2 separate regions of the Homo sapiens genome follow, and region 1 is linked to region 2. A link is a contact called in ENCODE Hi-C or POLR2A ChIA-PET data. All regions are on one chromosome and are shown on one strand. Each heading gives the region's core, a stretch centred on a gene start or an enhancer-like site at or near the end of the contact. The rest is flanking DNA. Distances are from core to core; before and after follow the strand shown.

Region 1 (4,036 bases), core at 1,528-4,027, 3.0 Mb after region 2:
TAGGATTGTAATTACCAGGTAGGAGCATGGCAGGGCTACTGCTAGGTCATTATTGTGTGACTAGCACTTGAAAGTGTCTATTATATATGAATCGCTCTGTAATTGGTTGCAGAATAAATGAAAAGGCATCTGTGATGTATGTTTGCAAAATTTTATCTTTTGTAGGAACTGGTGGGGCCTGGATTGTGCTTCCAAGGGTAGTTTGGGGGTAACCTTCAGCCTGGGGTCCTAGGACAGTCACCAGTCCATACCGAATTGGATGTGAAGTTTTAGCATGGGGCCTCCTACACTACTAAGGTAGTGGTAATTCACTCTGCAAACCCATATGAGGTTTTCCCCGACTCTGAAGCTCTTTTTTTACATTCCACATTTTGGTGCCTTCTCAAGCCATTATTCTGTTGCCTTGAATCACAGCTGTGGAGGCAAACAGGCCTGGGTTGAGAATCTCAGCTCTGCTGCCCACTAGCTGAGGATCCATCATTGTACTCTTCTGAGCATGTTTCCTTGTCTATTAAATGGGGAAAATAATTCTCACAGCTGGCAGTATTTTAAGAACTCCATGAGAGAACGGAGCATGGACTTAGGAAGGTATGCTCCCATAAGGCATGGGGGCTTGCCCTTTTTGTTCGAGGCTGTGTTCCCAGTGTGTCCCTCAAACAGTAGGTGCTCAATACATTTGTTGAATGAGCAAGCAGTTTATGGCATGAATTCAGCACAATGCCTGGTAGACAGTAAGCATTCCACAAAGGACAGCTTTTACTGTCCATTTCACAGAGGAGGAAACCTCACCTGAGGACGCTGACACAAGTATTTGACGAGTTTTTCCTATTTTATCACTCGACATTAAGAAGGTAGTCAGGGATGCTGGGGTAATCTAACTTGAGGAACGAATATCCCTCATTACAACACTTCCAAGAAAAATGGCCCTCGCAATCCTTTATAAAGAAGTCAGGATTCCAATAAAACCAGGAAGGACCACATTCCAAAGCAAACAAACTCGCCTCATTCCCCACCCTGGGGGAGGGTGTTCACCCCCGTTCTGCTAAAGATAGAGCTAGGGCCCTCCCCAGGAACTTCCTGGCTTTTATTAGTTTGTAATCCCATACGTAACTTTTCAAAGGTTTTTCTTTTGGAAGTGTGGGTGTGAAAATGCTTCCTTAATCACATCGAACGGGAGGATCTCCGACCATCTGTACTTTATTTGAAAACCTAGCATCCGGTTGGGATGTTTGGGTGGGTGGAGGACCCTGCCGTGTTGGGATGAAACAGCAGGGACACGTTTAAAACACAAGAACCATGCGCGGTGGCTCACGCCTGTAATCTCAGCACTTTGGGAGGCTGAGGCAGGCGGATCACAAGGTCAGGAGTTCGAGACCAGCCTTGCCAAAACGGTGAAACCCCGCCTCTACAAAAAAAACCAAAATAAAACAAAAAACAAACAAAAAAAACCACCAAAAAAATAATCAGCCGGGCGTGGTGGCGGGCGCCTGTAGTCCCAGCTACTCGGGAGGCTGAGGCAGGAGAATCGCCCGAACCCGGGAGGCGAAGGTTGTAGTGAGCCGAAATCGAGCCACTGTACTCCAGCCTGGGCGACGGAGCGAGACTCCGTCTCAAAACAAAACAAAACAATCCCACGTCAAGATCGCTTTGAAACACAGGCAGAAAAATTAGGCAAAAAATGTCAAACGGCTAATTACCTTGGCTCAGTTACACATTTACTCGAAAGCCCGCCTCCCCCACTTTTAGCCCCAGCGTTAAGAATGTAAAATAGGGCGCTTAGAAGTCTAAGCGATAAAGATCTTCTTACCGAGAGCCAAGGGACAAAACTCATTACAGATAAGCCTAGTCCTCCCATTTCCCCCGGACGCCTCTCCCCGATTGCTAAAGAAGCAGCCGCTCCCCGGGTAGCTGCCAGGAAATCAGTCCGGCCCCGCGGCGCTGCTTTCACCCTGCAGGGTGTAAGAGGCGCACTTCCTGCGCCCTCCCCGCGGCCAAACCGGGGTGCGGGAACCTTCTCCAGAGAAGCTGCGAGTTGGGGAAACTCCGCCACCGATCCATCGTGGCGCCGGGAAAGGGGATGCGGGGCTCGGAAGGGCTAGATTTCGCAATCCTGGGATCGACATTCCTCCCCTCCCCCACTTTCCCCAGCCTTGGACTGGGCCAATGAAAGCCCGAAAAAGAAAAAAAAAAAAAATTAAATCTCAATGTAGCCGGAGTGCAAAGGCCGCTCGGCTTTGTTTCCCGGCGGGGGAATGCGCTGTGTTGGAGGCGCGAACAGGAGCCGCAGACGGTGAGCCTCACCGCTGCAAATGCCAGGGCAGTGAAGCCGAACAGAAAACCCCATCGCTTTAAAAAGGCAGCTGTCCGCCCTCCCCCTTTCCCCTCGCCAGGGCGAGGGGCCCCTCAAGTCCGGGATCCGCGAGCTGCGCGGAGGATCTCGCCAAACCCGAGCACCGTGCGGCGTCTTTTAAGAGCTCGAACAACGGGAATCCAGCAAAAAACAAGCCGGCCCCAGAAGGCAGCCTCCCTCCTCTCTCCGCGCACGGGCTACAATCGCCCCCAGTCCCCAAACTGTCCCAGTAGAGGCCGCGCGGAGAGAGCAGAGCCGAGGGACCCAGCGCAAGGCGGGAGCCAAGCGCGGCTGCTTTAAGAACGCGGAGAGCGCGCGCCCGCCGCCAGCTGGCCCGGGCTGCGCGCCCCCGCCGCCACCGCGCGCCCCCTGTTCGCTCGCTCCTTCGCTCGCCGGCTTTAAAGTCTCTGCCAGGATCCATGCTCACATGTTACTTCCTGTATGGAGGCATGGCCAGTTTCCAGCCCCGCGCTCTTCGTTCCTTCCCAGCCTGCGCCGGAGCCACAACTTTCAGGAGCATGGACTGAAGGCGCCCTCGCCCCAGCGCCCCTCTGAGATCCTTTGTGTTTTCCTCCGTTTCCTCCGGCCGTTTCTATTTTGGGGGGCTCTCCGCTCCCCCTGCCTCTCCCCTCCCCTTCCCCTCTCGCAAACATGCCTCCTTCCTTCCCGGGGCCCTGGAAGGAGCTGCCTGCCTGAAGCCCGGAGACGCCGCGCCGCGCTCAGCCCCGCCGCCGCCCGCCGGCTCTCGGGCTGTGCTGCGCTGCCGACTCAAGTTGGGGATCCTCGGCTGCTCGCCGCCGCCGCCCGCGGTCCCTGCCTGCCCCAGGCCCGGGGCATCGCCGCCGGCCGCCGACTCCGCGCCCTGCCCGATCGGCTCTCTCCTTTTTAAACGGAAAGCAGCCTTTCTCCGCCGAGAGGATCGTCCCCAGCGTGGCTCTGCGTTCCCGGTCACTTTTTGAGATTTTCCGGGGGGCGCTCGGCGGCTTCCCGGATTCCAAGGGGACTCGGGCCGCCGAGCGCGGGGGGCCCGTGGAGCGGGCGAGCCGGGGAAGCGCCCCGGCTTAGCGGAGGCTCGCACGGAGGCAAGAACTTATTCAACAAGTTTACCTCCCTGCTTTCCTCTTTTCGATGTGCGTTTTCGGACATGCGGAGGTTACTGGAACCGTGTTGGTGGATTTTGTTCCTGAAAATCACCAGTTCCGTGCTCCATTATGTCGTGTGCTTCCCCGGTGAGTGCCGGCCGCCGAGGGGATGCGGCCCCGGCCGGCGCGCGTTGGGGATGCGGAGTTGTCGCCTGGGCGCGGAGCTCCGGCGCCCGTCCGGGAGACCCTGGAGAGGGTGGAGGGTGGCCCGGCGCCCGGATAGGAGAAAAGGATTGCTCCGCTGGCTTGGATGATGTTTAGGGAGGCAGGCTAGTGGTCGAGGAAGGTGGAGGCAGGGGCTGGCCGGGGAGGGGGCTGGGGGACGCGGGGGTCTGCTCCCGCTCCCTTTTGGGGGTCCTGGGGAGCTGGAATCGGGAGAAAGGGGGACTTGCTTTGCTGACTCGTCGCCGATCGGGAGAACTCGAGTTGTGGGGCGGTTGGGGAGACTGAGGCCATGGAAAGGATGCTTCTGTGGGTTTGGGGGGCCCGGGATGAGCCCCCTCGCTCTGGCGGGTATTGAAGGAACTCAGAAGGTGGGGGTTTG
Region 2 (4,679 bases), core at 821-3,320:
TGGTCTCCAGGCTTGAGTGATGGCCTCATCATCAGCCTTCAGGGATGATCTGACTCTCTAGACACTCCTGTGGTGTGCAGGAGCCATGCGGCTCTGATGCGGGTCCTGCCAGCATGATGCCAGTGAGGCCCAGGTATATTGATGAATGCCCAAGTGGGCAGATGAGGGCTTCCCAGCAAATGGATATCTGTGGGTCAGGGTGGAAACCGTGGAGGAAGGAGGCAGGTAGGGCCTTCTCTGGTTGCTATGGGCTGGACCTGGGAGAAGGCTAGGTGTATTGCAGAGGGAGAAGGGGTTTCTCATTCTTTCATTCGACAAACACTTCCTGAGCATCTTCTCTAGGCCTTGTGCACTAGGGATTCAGAGTAAACAAGATAGACAAGAATCTTTGCCCTCATGGAGCTGACATTATCATTAGGAGGGACACACGAGACAAATCAGTAAAATATAGAATATGTTCAATGGTGATAAACAGTAAGGGGGAAAAAGAAGGCAAGGCAGGCAGAGGAAGACTGCAGAAGTTGAGATTTTAGATGGGGTGGCTAAAGGGGACCTCATTTAGAAGAAGTGTGATAAAAGACCTGAAGAAAGCAAGGGAGTGGGCCGCGAGGCTCTTGGAGGGAAGGATACTCCTGGCTGGGGAAGAGCAGGTGGAAAGGCATGGAGATGGGGCATGCCTGGAGAGGGTAGGAGGCCAGCACAACTGGGACTGTGTGAGCAAGTGGGAGAGTGCAGGAAGGAGGTCGGAGGCTAAGAGGGAGCTGGACTCGCAGGACCACCTGGAATGCAGGAGAGACTCCACTGGGAGCCCAGGGAGGGCTCTGTGCAGAGTCGCAAGTTCTGCCTTAGACTGGAGGAAGATCATTTTGGCTCCTCTGTTGAGAACAGGGTGTAGGGACAAGGCCAGTAGGGGAGACCAGTTGGGAGGAGACCACTGCAGTCATCAGATGAGGGGGAGGCACTGCACCTTTGTTCTCTACTGTGTCCCAGCCTATGGCATGCATCCTGGCATGGAGCAGGAACTCGATAAATATTTGTTGAATGATGTGTGCTTTAGTCATGTCCAAGTACCAGTTTTCAGACTCATGCTAGGTAGGCTATATGGGGAAGGTGCAGAAAAACAGATCCCAGGCATTGCAGCTGGGGATCCTGATCCAATAGGCTTCTGATGGGAAAGTTGAATCTGGATTTTTAGCACAGCCTGCAGGTAATTTTGGACAGGCAGGGACTGGCCTTCTGTGTCAGTTAGGGATGATTTTGGTTGCAAGTAACAGAGACTGACCAACAATGGTTTAAACAAAGAGGGATTTATTTTATTTACAAGAATTCTGGAGAAGGATGGCGGCTGGTATTGGCTTGGTGAAATAATGATAGGGTCAATGACTCTGTGATTCTCTTGGCCTTTTTGTCATGGTAGCAAAGTGGCTGCTGTGGCTCCAGGCATCACACCCTCAATCAAGGTAGGAAGAAGAGGCCCAGGGAGGTGTTAGCCATGCCTGTGTCTTTTATTGGAAAAGCTTTCCCAGAAGCCCAGGTAGACTTCCTCTTCAATTTCATTGGCCACACCTGATCACATAGCCATCCTAAGCTGCAAAGGAGACTGGAACAGTGAAAATCTGGATTTACAGCCTCCACAGTTGGAGTGGCTGGAGATACAGAGTTGGGACGACCCCTGAAAAGTGAACCAAGGTCGTCTGCACGGCTGCCCTGGAGGGCGTGGTGCTTGAGGTCCCTTCTACCTCTGGGGCTTCATGGAATGACTTGTTGCCTCCATGGAGCACCTCTGGGGACCACTGGGTGAATCCCCAGGCATTCCCTTGGAGAGCCCTCGTCCATCTGAGACCCTCTGTCTTGCTTCTCTTCACATGTCTGAACAACACATGGACCCGAGGGCTGCTTCTTTGGGGAAGTGGTGATCTTTATTTTAGGGATTGTGCATCTTCAGTGTAACCCTCACCTGGCAGACATTAAACAGCGTAAACACATTCTCAGCACGCCAGTCACATTCAGGAGCCTCTTGGAGCTTGACTTATACACACGCACACAGGCGCAATATCTGCATTTACAGCCCTGTGCTGGCAGCACACACAGGAAAAGCACGACTTCAGTCACCCTCAAACCACCCAGTTATGAGTAAGACCAGAACAATCCCTTTCCTCCGACAGTCCCACGTTTGCTTCCAGGAATCAAAGAGCATGCCAGTGGCAGCTATCTGTGGCAGTTTTGGGAAAGTGAAAGGAGATGCTATTCCAGCACTGCTCTGTCACCTTAGATGATGGGTTTAGGAAGCCAGAGGCAGGGATTTCAGGGGAAAAGAAACAGGCCTGGTTTATTCTCTAATTCTTTAAAAATGGGATAGGAGCAAAAGGTTAAAATATGTGGGTCTCACACAGGAAAGGCCTTCTGAAGAAGAAAAATGGGTGAATTCACTGGAGTTGGCCCAGCTAGGGGTTGGGTCTCAGGTGACAGAGGCCGGGGATTCAGACTCAAAGGGGCCAGTCCATAAAGGTGGCAGTGGGGTCTTCAAACCACTGTTTCTATTCCAGAAGCCTACTGAAAATCATTGTATATTTGCTTTCCATAAGACTAGGAAAAAGTAAAAAAAAAAAATTTTTTTTTTTTTTTTTTTTTTTTTGGCTAGAATTGCATCGTAACAGTGTGGTCACACTGGTAAGAAATGCAGATTGGCAATCATGTACATCTCTGATTAAAACAACACTCACATAACCAACACAATTTGCTAGGCCAAAGTCTTCACGGGCAATCCCTGGGGTGGGAGTCTGGGATGGGGTGGATAATGAAGGATACCTGGGGTTGCAGAAGTGGGGTGGGAATCCCTGGGGCATCAGTCCACAGGAGGTGGGGGCCAGCGATGGCTTCAGGGGTGATATTTCCAATATATATCAGCCCTGGGCACTCTCGCCCTGCTGCTCACAGCATGGTCCTCACACCAGCAGCCTCCGCCTTACCTGGGAGCTTGTTAGAAATGCAGGATCTCCCAGATCTATTGAGTTAGAAGCTGTATTAACAAGATCCCCAGTGATTTTTATGCACAATCAAGTTTGTGAGGCACCGCTGCAGACTTCTGAGTGCAGGAATGCGGCAGCCCTGGGTAGGTGTGGTTAGAAGGCCTGGACGGGGAGGCTGTGCGGAGGGGATGATGAAAGCATGGGTGAGGGGAGAAGACCCTAAACAGCTGTCTTTGTTAGTCCCCGCCCACCTGGCCGGGATGCCAGCAACAAGGCCATCTGCAGTCTGCCCTGCCCTTCCTCCCCTCAGTGGCTTTGAAGGCAGGTGTCCTTGAAGCTAAGCTCTGCTGGCTGCAGGTAAAACCACAGGTGGGGGAGTTCTCTGAGACCTAGGAGCTGGGGTGTACGGAGAAGCGGGGCCCTGGGGAGCCTCGGAGATTCCTGGTGGGAAGGCCTGGGCAGAACAGAAGGCTTGTCAAGTCAGAGGGCCACCTCTTCCTCCTCAATTCTGCCAGAGAAAGCTCCTGTGCTGGGCTCTGAACCCCTTGCAGGGAGGGGTGCAGGTTATCCCTCTTGGAGCAGGAGGGCTGGGTGCTTGGAAGGAAAACCTAGGAGCTTAGGGGCCCCAGCCTCCCAGGGAGAGCCAGGCCCTCTGGGGTGACACATTTCTACAGAAGCAGGTGGGAACATCACAGACGTCCCAGGGCCTGGGGCCCAGGGCTGCCAGGTACAGAAGGGCTGAAGGAGGCTGTCCAGGCCAGGGTGGGCAGTGGCCTGAGCCCGGCAGCTGGCCCTACAGCTCTCTCTCTTCGCTGGTCAGTGTGGCAATTCTCCGCAGGTTTTCCCTGACTTTAATAAACTCGGGGGCGTGATCCTCTTCCTTCTCTGGTGGTTTTTCCAGCTGAAGGAGGGAGAAGCAGAGAGTGAAGTGGGTGGAGCTAGGGGGATTCCTACTCTGAAAACCTGTGGAGTTTGGACCAAGGGCCCACTCAGTGGGGAAACAGAACCAACCTGGGGATGAGTTTTGCTATCAGCCTGGTAGCTGGGGCACAGAGCATGAGACTGAGTTCTCCTTGTGCAGCCTGGTTCAAATCACTCACCCCCTCTGGGCCTCAGCTTCCCCATCTCTAAAATGGGAATGCCACCTGGCTCACAAGACAGTTATAAGAATGAAATCAGAATCAGCATGCAGTACACTGGGCCAGTGAGGAAGCTGAGGTTCAGGGAAGCCACTCGCCCTAAGGACCTAGCAAAGTGAATGGCAGAGGGAGGACTCAGGCCAGGAGTGGACTCTTAGTCCAGTGCTCTGTCTGCTGATCCTCTTCCCTCTTACTAGCTGTGGCCACAGCAGAGCTCCTCCCTGGAGGACAGCCCTGGAGGATGCGTGGTCCCTGCTGGGTGCCCATCACCCACCTGGTTCAGCCTCTGCTGCCGTCTCAGCAGCTCCTGCTCAAAGGGGCACTGCAGCCGCTTGGCTTCCAGCTCCTCCTTCTTCTTCTTGATGAGCTGGTTCCGCCGGCGGTGCTCTAGGACACGCTGCAGCTCTGGCTTGCTGTCCACACCAAGGCCCCTGGGGTGGGAAGTGGGGAGCTGTCAGGAGACCATCACCTTCCCGCTTCCCCCAGCCTCAGGGCTGCTTCCTGCGGTGACACCAACCCCCATTATTATCTTGTGCAATCCTCCCTGTAGCCTTGGAGGTGGACCCATTAC

What was found. A loop is a pair of places that touch in the nucleus more often than their neighbours do. ChIA-PET counts read pairs that join two places held with the same protein, here RNA polymerase II (POLR2A).
Region 1: a map of endothelial cell of umbilical vein shows a loop between it and region 2 (5-fold over the local background). The contact joins the promoter of PTPRG here to the enhancer-like site in region 2. A Hi-C loop is called at or near these places in 1 of 168 maps with a recorded cell type or tissue (endothelial cell of umbilical vein). POLR2A ChIA-PET finds 5 or more read pairs at or near these places in 1 of 52 experiments (BJ).

Annotation. Positions count from the first base shown.
Region 1 is chr3:61,558,794-61,562,829 of GRCh38, forward strand. PTPRG (protein tyrosine phosphatase receptor type G) reads left to right here and starts at 2,778. Exons shown (of 30, transcript NM_002841.4): 1 at 2,778-3,579. The coding sequence starts at 3,495. RefSeq lists an enhancer at 880-1,555.
Region 2 is chr3:58,562,826-58,567,504 of GRCh38, forward strand. FAM107A (family with sequence similarity 107 member A) reads right to left here. Exons shown (of 4, transcript NM_001076778.3): 3 at 4,383-4,539; 4 at 1,292-3,870. The coding sequence ends at 3,763. The region is part of intron 1 of LOC107984079 (a long non-coding RNA gene); the gene reads left to right. Among named protein-coding and RNA genes, the nearest start is that of FAM107A, 12 kb to the right of the region's middle. RefSeq lists enhancers at 1-472, 2,872-3,396, 3,397-3,920. Within about 2 kb of position 2,071, at least 2 of the 41 ENCODE cell types and tissues checked have a DNase peak (open chromatin) inside an H3K27ac peak, as active enhancers do; they include endothelial cell of umbilical vein, where a contact is called at or near this core.